Regions from separate parts of the Homo sapiens genome. Here all the other regions are linked to region 3. A link is an interaction called in ENCODE POLR2A ChIA-PET data of the cell type or tissue named here. Cell type or tissue: OCI-LY7. All regions are shown on one strand. Each heading gives the region's core, and the rest is flanking DNA. Links, peaks and the distances in the headings are about the cores only.

What was found. Peaks named below come from ENCODE experiments on the same cell type or tissue, not always from the same donor. Only the 100,000 strongest peaks of a DNase experiment are listed, where the experiment ranks them.
Region 1: POLR2A ChIA-PET joins it to region 3 with 6 read pairs; 4 of 35 experiments call an interaction of 5 or more read pairs at or near these places.
Region 2: POLR2A ChIA-PET joins it to region 3 with 5 read pairs; 6 of 35 experiments call an interaction of 5 or more read pairs at or near these places.

What each region holds. Positions count from the first base shown.
Region 1 is chr9:125,029,478-125,032,523 of GRCh38, forward strand. SCAI (suppressor of cancer cell invasion) reads right to left here. Exons shown (of 18, transcript NM_001144877.3): 4 at 167-262. Among named protein-coding and RNA genes, the nearest start is that of GOLGA1, 90 kb to the left of the region's middle. In OCI-LY7, for the core only: no CTCF peak of the experiment used is centred there; no DNase peak of the experiment used is centred there.
Region 2 is chr9:125,113,292-125,116,337 of GRCh38, forward strand. The region is part of intron 2 of SCAI (suppressor of cancer cell invasion); the gene reads right to left. Among named protein-coding and RNA genes, the nearest start is that of SCAI, 29 kb to the right of the region's middle. In OCI-LY7, for the core only: no CTCF peak of the experiment used is centred there; no DNase peak of the experiment used is centred there.
Region 3 is chr9:124,964,513-124,967,558 of GRCh38, forward strand. All of the region lies in intron 17 of SCAI (suppressor of cancer cell invasion), which reads right to left. Among named protein-coding and RNA genes, the nearest start is that of GOLGA1, 25 kb to the left of the region's middle. In OCI-LY7, for the core only: no CTCF peak of the experiment used is centred there; a DNase peak (open chromatin) is centred at 1,489; H3K27ac peaks cover 1,680 bases.

The sequences.
Region 1 (3,046 bases), core at 183-2,682, 65 kb after region 3:
TATAAAGATGAAATATGTTATTTTAAAAGCACCAAGATTTACCTTTGCTTTGTTGGTGAAAAAAAAGAAAAAGCACCAAGACAAAAAGCACTGAAGTAGTGAAGATAAAAACTGTGACTAATACAAAACAGGCCTTCACTCTCCTTTAACTATAAAATTCATTTACCGATGCTGCTGCTGGAACTTCCAGAGTTTGGTGTAAACATCAAAAGTTCTTCCAAAATAGGACTGCCACTGCTTCTGTCCATATTGTGGCAAATCTCTGTAATAGTAAATGAGTATGTATTAATATTAAACTTCTTATTCTATTTGGAAATTATGTCTTGTGATGGTACAAACCAGACAGATGAAAAATGCTTGCATTCAGGCTTTCTTTTTTAAAAAAGTTACACTTTTTGGAGCAGAAATAATTCTATAACTAGGGTCCAGGACATGCTCTTTTCCTATTCTCCTCCCTACTTCTCTGACAGGTCGTTCTTAGTGTTCTTTGCAGATGCTTCTCCCATGAGGTTTCTGGTCCTCTCTTCCCTCTCCCTCGGTGATCTTATTCACACTCACTTATATACTGACAACTTCCAAATGTTTATCTTCAGCTAAGAACTCAGCTGAATGTTTGAAAAACACTGCTTTAGAAAATATACCTAGAAATCGATATGTAGATGGTATTACTGTTCTGCACTATTCTATCCTCTCCCTATAAGATAAATATACATCCCTGTCCTTGAACCTGGTGACTTATAGTACAGTCTTTGAGAGGCAAATACTCCCTACCATACAAACATTGGGCCTGGCCGTATTAACTTCCTTTGGCCAATGAAATATAATTGTAAGTTATTTATATCATATCTTAGGAGAAAATTAAGAGCACTGAGTGTTTCAGCATTTTCAATTTTCCCTCTGACCTAAGACAAAGATAGGGCTGTTCTTCAGCCTGGAACACTGAGTAAGACACATTTAACAGTGCCCCAAAACCACAGACAACTTGTAGCTAACATGGGAGCTAGAAACACATCTTTACTGTAGGAAGGCACTACAATTTGAGGGTTGTTACAGCAGCCTTACTTCGGAAAAGCTAGTCCAGAAACTGGTAATAGGAGTACGTTATTGCCATAACAAACATGTAACATATGTGACACCTGCAATTGCGACTGAGTAGCAAGTAACTGTTACTGAAGGCTGGAAACAATGATGACCTATATAATGCAATGGTAACACTGCATTTGCCTGAGAAAACTGAGAAAGCAGATAATACGATTAATGAACTTGTTGATTTATACAAAGAGGTTGGGAAACAGTATGTTGCTAGCCCTGGATGCTATTAGCTACACTTAAAATACAATGAGAAAAAGATGAACTCAGAAAAGAATTAGCTGCAAGCGGAGTTGAAAAGAAAAAGAGAAAATCCACAAATTCAAGAACTTACAAGATTGAAAGATACAACAATTACTAATGCATAACTGTAAAATATATAATTGAGAAATGCTATCCATAAATGCCAATTAAAATTCAGCCTCATCTTCGAGGGCAAAACTTCTTCATTAAAGTCTGTGAATAGATGGAGATGGCCCCAAGTACCTTTTTTCAGTGGGACAAAACAGATTTGGGAAAGGAATTTAAGAATTTGGCTGTCTTGTAGAAACCTTATAAACTCAAGGTATCTCTAACAAAGTCTAGAAGACAGTCGTGTCTCAAAGAATTTAGGGTATGGCTACAGGTACATGGAGCTAACTTGAATCAAATTATAAAGAGTCAACTACATTTCACAAGATTTGTACTATTGAGGTCACTTTTTTTTTTTTTTGAGATGGAGTCGCGCTCTTGCCGCCCAGGCTGGAGTGCAGTGGCGTGATCTTGGCTCACTGCAAGCTCCTCCTCCCAGGTTCATGCCATTCTCCTGCCTCAGCCTCCCAAGTAACTGGGGCTACAGGTGCCTGCCACCACGCCCGGCTAATTTTTTGTATTTTTAGTAGAGACAGGGTTTCACTGTGGTCTCGATCTCCTGATCTCCTGATCCACCTGCCTCAGCCTACCAAAGTGCTGGGATTACAGGCATAAGCCACCACGCCCGGCCACTTTTTTAAAAAAATAAAGGAGCAATAAATTCATTGAATTTAGTGGTAAATGAATAAATCTAGAGATCAATTTGGGGAATTCGTATTTTTTCTAATTTTGTCAATAGCATTTCTTTCCATTTATGGTACAAACATTGTCATTAAATACATTTATAACTCTTTCCATAAAGGTCCTATATTTCCTGGTTCACATTACTGTAAGGTCTCATATTTTCATTGTTTTTGTGAAAGGTATCTCTATTTTTTAAGTTGTATCTTTTAATTTTTTTATGATGGAAAATTTCAAACATACACAAAAGTAGAGAGAACAGTACAATGACCCCTAGGTACCATCAGCAGATTCACAGCTTATCAATTTAGAGCCAGTCTCTTCTATTTAGGGTTGCCAGATAAAATACATGTTCTTGTTTCTGGGCCCCCTACTCCTTTCTCTAAGTTTATCTGTCTACCTTTGTTGTGCTAGTTCAACTCTGTCTCAATCAGTACCCCTATGACCACCATTAGCACTATTTTCAATTAAGAAAAGAAGTACAGGCTATATTTATATTGATCCCTATAACTAAAATGCCTATAGAAATATTTAGAACAGAGAAAACACTCAAATGTTTAATAGTAAAATGAATATATATATATATATATATATATATTTTTTTTTTTTTTTGAGATGGAGTCTCTATCTGTCACCAGGCTGGAGTGCAGTGGCGCGATCTCGGCTCACTGCAACCTCCACCTCCCGGGTTCAAGTGATTCTCCTGCCTCAGCCTTCTGAGTAGCTGGGACTGCAAGCACACGATACCACGCCTGGCTAATTTTTGTATTTTTAGTACAGACGGGGTTTCGCCATGTTGGTCAGGGTGGTCTCGAACTCCTGACCTCAGGTGATCCACTCGCCTCGGCCTCCTAAAGTGCTGGGATTACAGGTGTGAGCCACCATGCCCGGCCTCTGGTTAGCTTTCCTTTTGCACCATTGGGAT
Region 2 (3,046 bases), core at 183-2,682, 150 kb after region 3:
TTTCCTCCCTAAAAATCCAATCTAATCATGAGAAAAACATCACACAAATCCCAGTTGAGACATTCTACAAAATATTTGACCAATGCCCCTCAAAATTTTCAAAGTCATCAAATATAAGAGAGGTCTGAGAAACTGTAACTGGCAAGAGGACCCTGAGGAAATGCGATGACTAACTGTAATGTGGTATCCTGGGTGCAACAGAAAAAGGATATTAGGTAAAGACTAAAGAAAGTAGAAAAAATTATGAATTTCAGTTAAAAATTTTAAAAAGTAAATGCAATATATATAATCATAATGCATAAAATATATAATCATAACACCTCTTGTGTTATATGATCATTATAAAAGTGGAAAATCCAGAAAGTATAAAGATTTTTTTTTTTTTTTTTGGCTGGGCACAGTGGCTCACACCTGTAATCCCAGCACTTTGGGAGGCCAAGGCGGGCTGATCACCTGAGGTCGGGAATTCGAGACCAGCCTGACCAACATGGAGAAACCCCGTCTCTACTAAAAATACAAAATTAGCCGGGCGTGGTGGTGCATGCCTGTAATCCCAGCTACTTGGGAGGATGAGGCGGGAGAATAGCTTGAAAGCGGGAGGCGGAGTCTGCGGTGAGCCGAGATCACGCCATTGCACTCTAGCCTGGGCAACAAGACCAAAACTCCATCTCAAGAAAAAAGAAATTTTTTTAATTATCCAAAATTTCACTCTCTGGAGGTAACTATGATTAATATTCCAAGGCAATGGTTCCCAAACTGTGTGCTCAGGTGCCTTGGGGTATCACATCAAATTCACAAGGATGCTGCAAAATATTTTAAATTTTCAAGGTAAATACGGTGACATCTGTCGGATACTATGCAAACTACAAGTTCTAGCTAATTCAACTTTAACATAAGGTCACTCAACATTCCTTTCAATAATGTCACATCTTGGTGAAGCTGGTTGTTAGTAGTCGCTGGCATAAAAAATAAATGCTATGTGAAAATTGTATGGTACAGGAAAAGAGCTGATGGTGTATAATGATTCTAAGGTTTGAGAAGTTGTACAATACCCAACATACACTCCACTAGTAATTACAGTTATTGAAGAATGAAATAAAGTTTTTTCCTTAAAAAAAAATTATACATCTAGTATAATGGCTAAATTTTTAAAATACCAAGTGCTGGCAAGGAAAGAAACTGGAATTCTCACTGAAGTACCTGATGGGAGCATAAACTGGTACAACCATTTCAGAAAACAACTGTCCATATTTAGTTGACAAATGCCCATTTTATATGACCTAGAATTTCTTTAGCTATATAACCTGAAGGACCTTTTTTTTTATTCCCCCAGAGATAGGGTCTTGCTCTGTTGCCCAGGCTGTAGCACAGTGGCATGATCACAGCTCACACCAGCCTTGAACTCCTTGGCTCAAACGATCCTCTCACCTTGGCCTCTAAGTAGCTGGCGCTACAGGTGCGTGTCACCACACCCGGCTTTTTTTTTTTTTTTTTTTTTTTGAGAGGGAGTCTTGCTCTGTTGCCCAGGCTGGAGCACAGTGGCATGATCTCAGCTCACTGCAACCTCCATCTCCCAGGTTCAAGCAATTCTCCTTCCTCAGCCTCCCAAGTAGCTGGGATTACAGGCATGCACACCATGCCCAGCTAATTTTTATATGTTTAGTAGAGACCGGGTTTTGCCATGATGGCCAGGCTGGTCTCGAACTCCTGACCTCAGGTGATCTGTCCACCTCAGCTTCCCAAAGAGCTGGGATTACAGGCCTGAGCTTCTGCACCTGGCCTAAAGAAACTCTTGAAGCAGCCGGGCGCGGTGGTTCATGCCTGTAATCCCAGCACTTCAGGAGGCCGAGGTGGGCGGATCACGAGGTCAGGAGATTGAGACCATCCTGGCTAACACGATGAAACCCCGTCTCTACTAAAAATACAAAAAATTAGCCGGGCGTGGTGGTGGGCACCTGTAGTCCCAGCTACTCGGGAGGCTGAGGCAGGAGAATGACATGAACTCGGGAGGCGGAGCTTGCAGTGAGCCCAGATCGCGCCATTGCACTCCAGCCTGGGTGACAGAGCGAGACTCTCCTCAAAAAAAAAAAAAAAAAAAAAAAACTCTTGAAGCACATGTACACCAGAGTACACTTTCTAAATGTTTGTAGTTGCACTGCTTGTTATTTAGACACAAACCAACTGCCCACAGATAGAATAAACAGTGACATAGTCATGTAACTGAATACCATGTAACAGTTTAAATGGAGTATATCAATATGCATCAACACAAATGAATCTCAAACTCCTAATGTTGAATGAATAAAGCAAACTAAAGAATACATACAGTATCATTTCATGAATATAAAATTTAACAAATCTGAAACTAAAAAATCAATTTACAGTTATAGTCATATCCAGTCACTTAAATAATATAGTTATATTCATGTTGTAAAATTATGAAAAAAATGCAAATGAATAAAAATAATTTATTCTTCCAATAGGAGAGGGAAGGAGGCAAATGCCATAGAAAAGAGGAATATGAGGGAATTTCAAGGTATTGACAGTACACTATTTTTTAAGTTGACCAGTGAGAACAAAGACATTTATTTGTAATTCTTCTTTAAAGTACACATATGTTGGGCCAGGCACAGTGCCTCACGCCTGTAATCCCAGCATTTTGGGAGACCAAGGTGGGCGGATAACCTGAGGTCAGGAGTTCGAGACCAGCCTGGCCAACATCGTGAAATCCCATCTCTATCAGAAAAAACAATTAGCCGAGCATGGTGGCACATGCCTGTCTACTCAGGAGGCTGAGGCAGGAGAATCGCTTGAACCTGGGAGGCGGAGGTTGCAGTGAGCCGAGATTGCACCATTGCACTCCAGCTTGGGTGACAGAGAGAGACTCCATCTCAAAAAAAATTAATTTAAAAAAAAAGTATACATGTTATATATGCTTTTGTGTATATATTAGAATTAACTTTAAAATATTAAAAGTATTATTTATTCAACAAAGAATTTGTTGAACATCTACTATGTTCCACTATTTTCTGTGCTTTATCAACAA
Region 3 (3,046 bases), core at 355-2,854:
TTTCAGGCTTTCATGATGTTCTCTCCATTGGGGGTTCTCTTCCATAGTTTTGATAATACATACTCTGTGTAATGAACCTTAAAGGTCCTTAGGACCCCCCATCTAGAGGCTGACATTGTGTTCTGGGGCAAGTAGGCCACTTTGATACCTTCAGTATAGAATTAATGGGGTTCTGGACAGCCACGGCATTGCCAAATATCAAAAAAACTTTAAAAGGTAGTCCCTTACTGGCAAGGTACTTCCTGATTTCAAGGACACAGCATCAACGAAACTAATCTGGAAGAAAGTTCCTGTTGTCCAGACCTTCTTGTTGTACTGGCAGCTGGTGTTTATCTTTTCTGTCAAGGTGCATTAGCAGCTTTATAGATAAAGACTCTCCTGATCATAAACCCAAGTGCATTTGCACAAAATAACAGAGTTGTCTATCCCTTCCTGTTTAAATCCTGGTGTTCACTTCTCTTCCTTACTAATAAATGTCTTTTGTGGCAGGTTTTTTTTTTTTTTCCAGAAAAGGTACTTTCTGGGAACTTGTCTGCTGCCTCTTGGTTGGCAGAAGCTGCTTCTCGTGTTATCTTAACATTTTTAAAGCCAAAGCTCTTTCGAAAATTATCAAACCCTTTCTTGCCAGAATTTAATTCTCTAGCTGTAGATCCTTCACTTTCCTTTTGCTTTGTTATATAATGAGTTTGCTTTTTCTCAAATCATAATATATGTCTTTTTTTTGTGTGTATGTCGGGGGGGAATGGAGTCTTGCTCTGTCGCCCAGGCTGGAGTCCAGTGGTGTGATCTCAGCTCACTGCAACCTCCGCCTTCTGGTTTCAAGCAGTTCTCCTGTCTCAGCCTCCCGAGTAGCTGAGACTACAGGCTCACGCCACGACGCCCAGCTAATTTTTATATTTTTAGTAGAGACGAGGGTTTCACCATATTGGTCAGGCTGGTCTTGAAATCTTGACCTAAGGTGATCCACCCTCTGTGGCCTCCCAAAGTGCTGGGATTACAGGCGTGAGCTACTGTGCCCGGCCTGTAAGTATGTCTTATAGCAACCTTGCACCTACATAAACGCTACATTTTCATTATGAGATAAAAAGGTATTTCACAAAAAGTGTAAGGTTTTCATGCCTGCTAACGTAGCTACAGTGATGGCTTCACAAATTTTCTTTTCTTTTTTTACAACACTCCTTACTGGATTAATTTATCTTGAAATGGCAGGCAACCACAATGGCAAACCTTGATCTATGGTACATATCAAGCAATTCAACTTTTTCTTGTAATGTCATGACTTTTCATTGCTTCTTGGGAGCACTTGAAGCATCACTTCATATGGATCCCATGGTGTTATGCAAGGTTTACTACAGTACTGCACTAAACACAATAAAAAATATGTGAGAACCACTAGAGATCATTTTTTATTACAATACACAATTTACTGGAGAGACAAACTGCTCACGGAAATGACAGGCATTCTAAGCAGTACTTGCAACACTTGAGCTTACTGCCAGAGCAACAGGATGTGGCTACCAAATTATTACAGTAGTACAGTAGGCACTACAGTGATTTTATGCAGTTATGATTTTTTAAAATTATACTTTAAGTTCTAGGGTACATGTGCACACGTGCAGGTTTGTTACATATGTATACATGTGCCATGTTGGTGTGCTGCACCCATTAACTTGTCATTTACATTAGGTATATCTCCTAATGCTATCCCTCCCCCCTCCCCCGACCCCACAACAGGCCCCGGTGTGTGATGTTCCCCTTCCTGTGTCCATGTGCTCTCATTGTTCAATTCCCACCTATGAGTGAGAACATGCGGTGTTTGGTTTTTTGTCCTTCCATAAAAAATGATGAGTTCATGTCCTTTGTAGGGACATGGATGAAGCTGGAAACCATCATTCTCAGCAAACTATCACAAGGACAGTTATGATTTAATATTGCATCATTACTTTTGTTTACACTTCTCTGGACTGTGAATGGTACCATATATGGTCTGTAAGTGTGTGCATAAATTTTAATCATTCATAATAGATTTGTATATATCTTATAGTAGTAAATGATAAAATAGACTAGTGTCTACATATATTTTATGTATTCATGATATACCTTTTTCTTAATTTATTCAATATTTCTTTTTTTGTATGATTTTATTTTTTTTCTCACTGGCACTGACCTACTGCACTTAAACACTTCCATCAGACTCAAAAAATAATTTTATTTCAGGAGAAAGAAAATATTTTACTTAGCTTCTGTTTATACTGTTTCATTATTAAGAGTTTTTTTTTTCTAAGAGATAGGATCTTCCTATGTTGCCCAGGCTGATCTCCAATTCCTGGCTTCAAGCAGTCCTCCTGCCTCAGCCTCCTGAGTAGCTGGGACTATAGGTATATGCCACTTCTCCCAGCTTGACTTTTTTTTTTTTTTTTTACTATAATGGAATGTGTTTTTATTCACCCATTGGAAAAGCCTTTGCTACATATTAATACAAACTTGTCACTAATAAATCCTTCTTTAAGTAAGAAAATAATATAACATGAGCATAACTTTGTGTGAGTTTTAATGTCCTGGAGCCTTGTTGCTTCATGTATAAAGTGCAGGTCAGTAAAAATTAAAATGAGGTAATATGGTATAATAGGCTTAACCCAATAAGTGTACAATAAAGGACGGCTGTAATTTTAACATGAATTCAACTGAAATCCTGATAGGGCAACACCAATAACAATGTTTCCTATATAGCTCACAAATTGTTCTTTGTCATCCCCTCATCTACCCAATGGGAATTAGAGCTAGCCTGTTAGGCTGCTTGACAGGACCACTGAATGCTGGAAATCAACCATATTCTATCCCCTCATTTAACAGATGGGAAAGCAGAGGCTCAGGGAGTTTGGGAAACTTGTCCACAAAGGCACAACTACTTTGTGGCTGAACTACGTCTAGGACCAGGCTCTCTTTATTGACACAAGTATCTCTTTCCTTTTTATGCCCCTTCACGTTTACAAAGCACCTCCTCAGCTCCATGATTTTGTTTATTATGCTACATCACTCAGCTCAT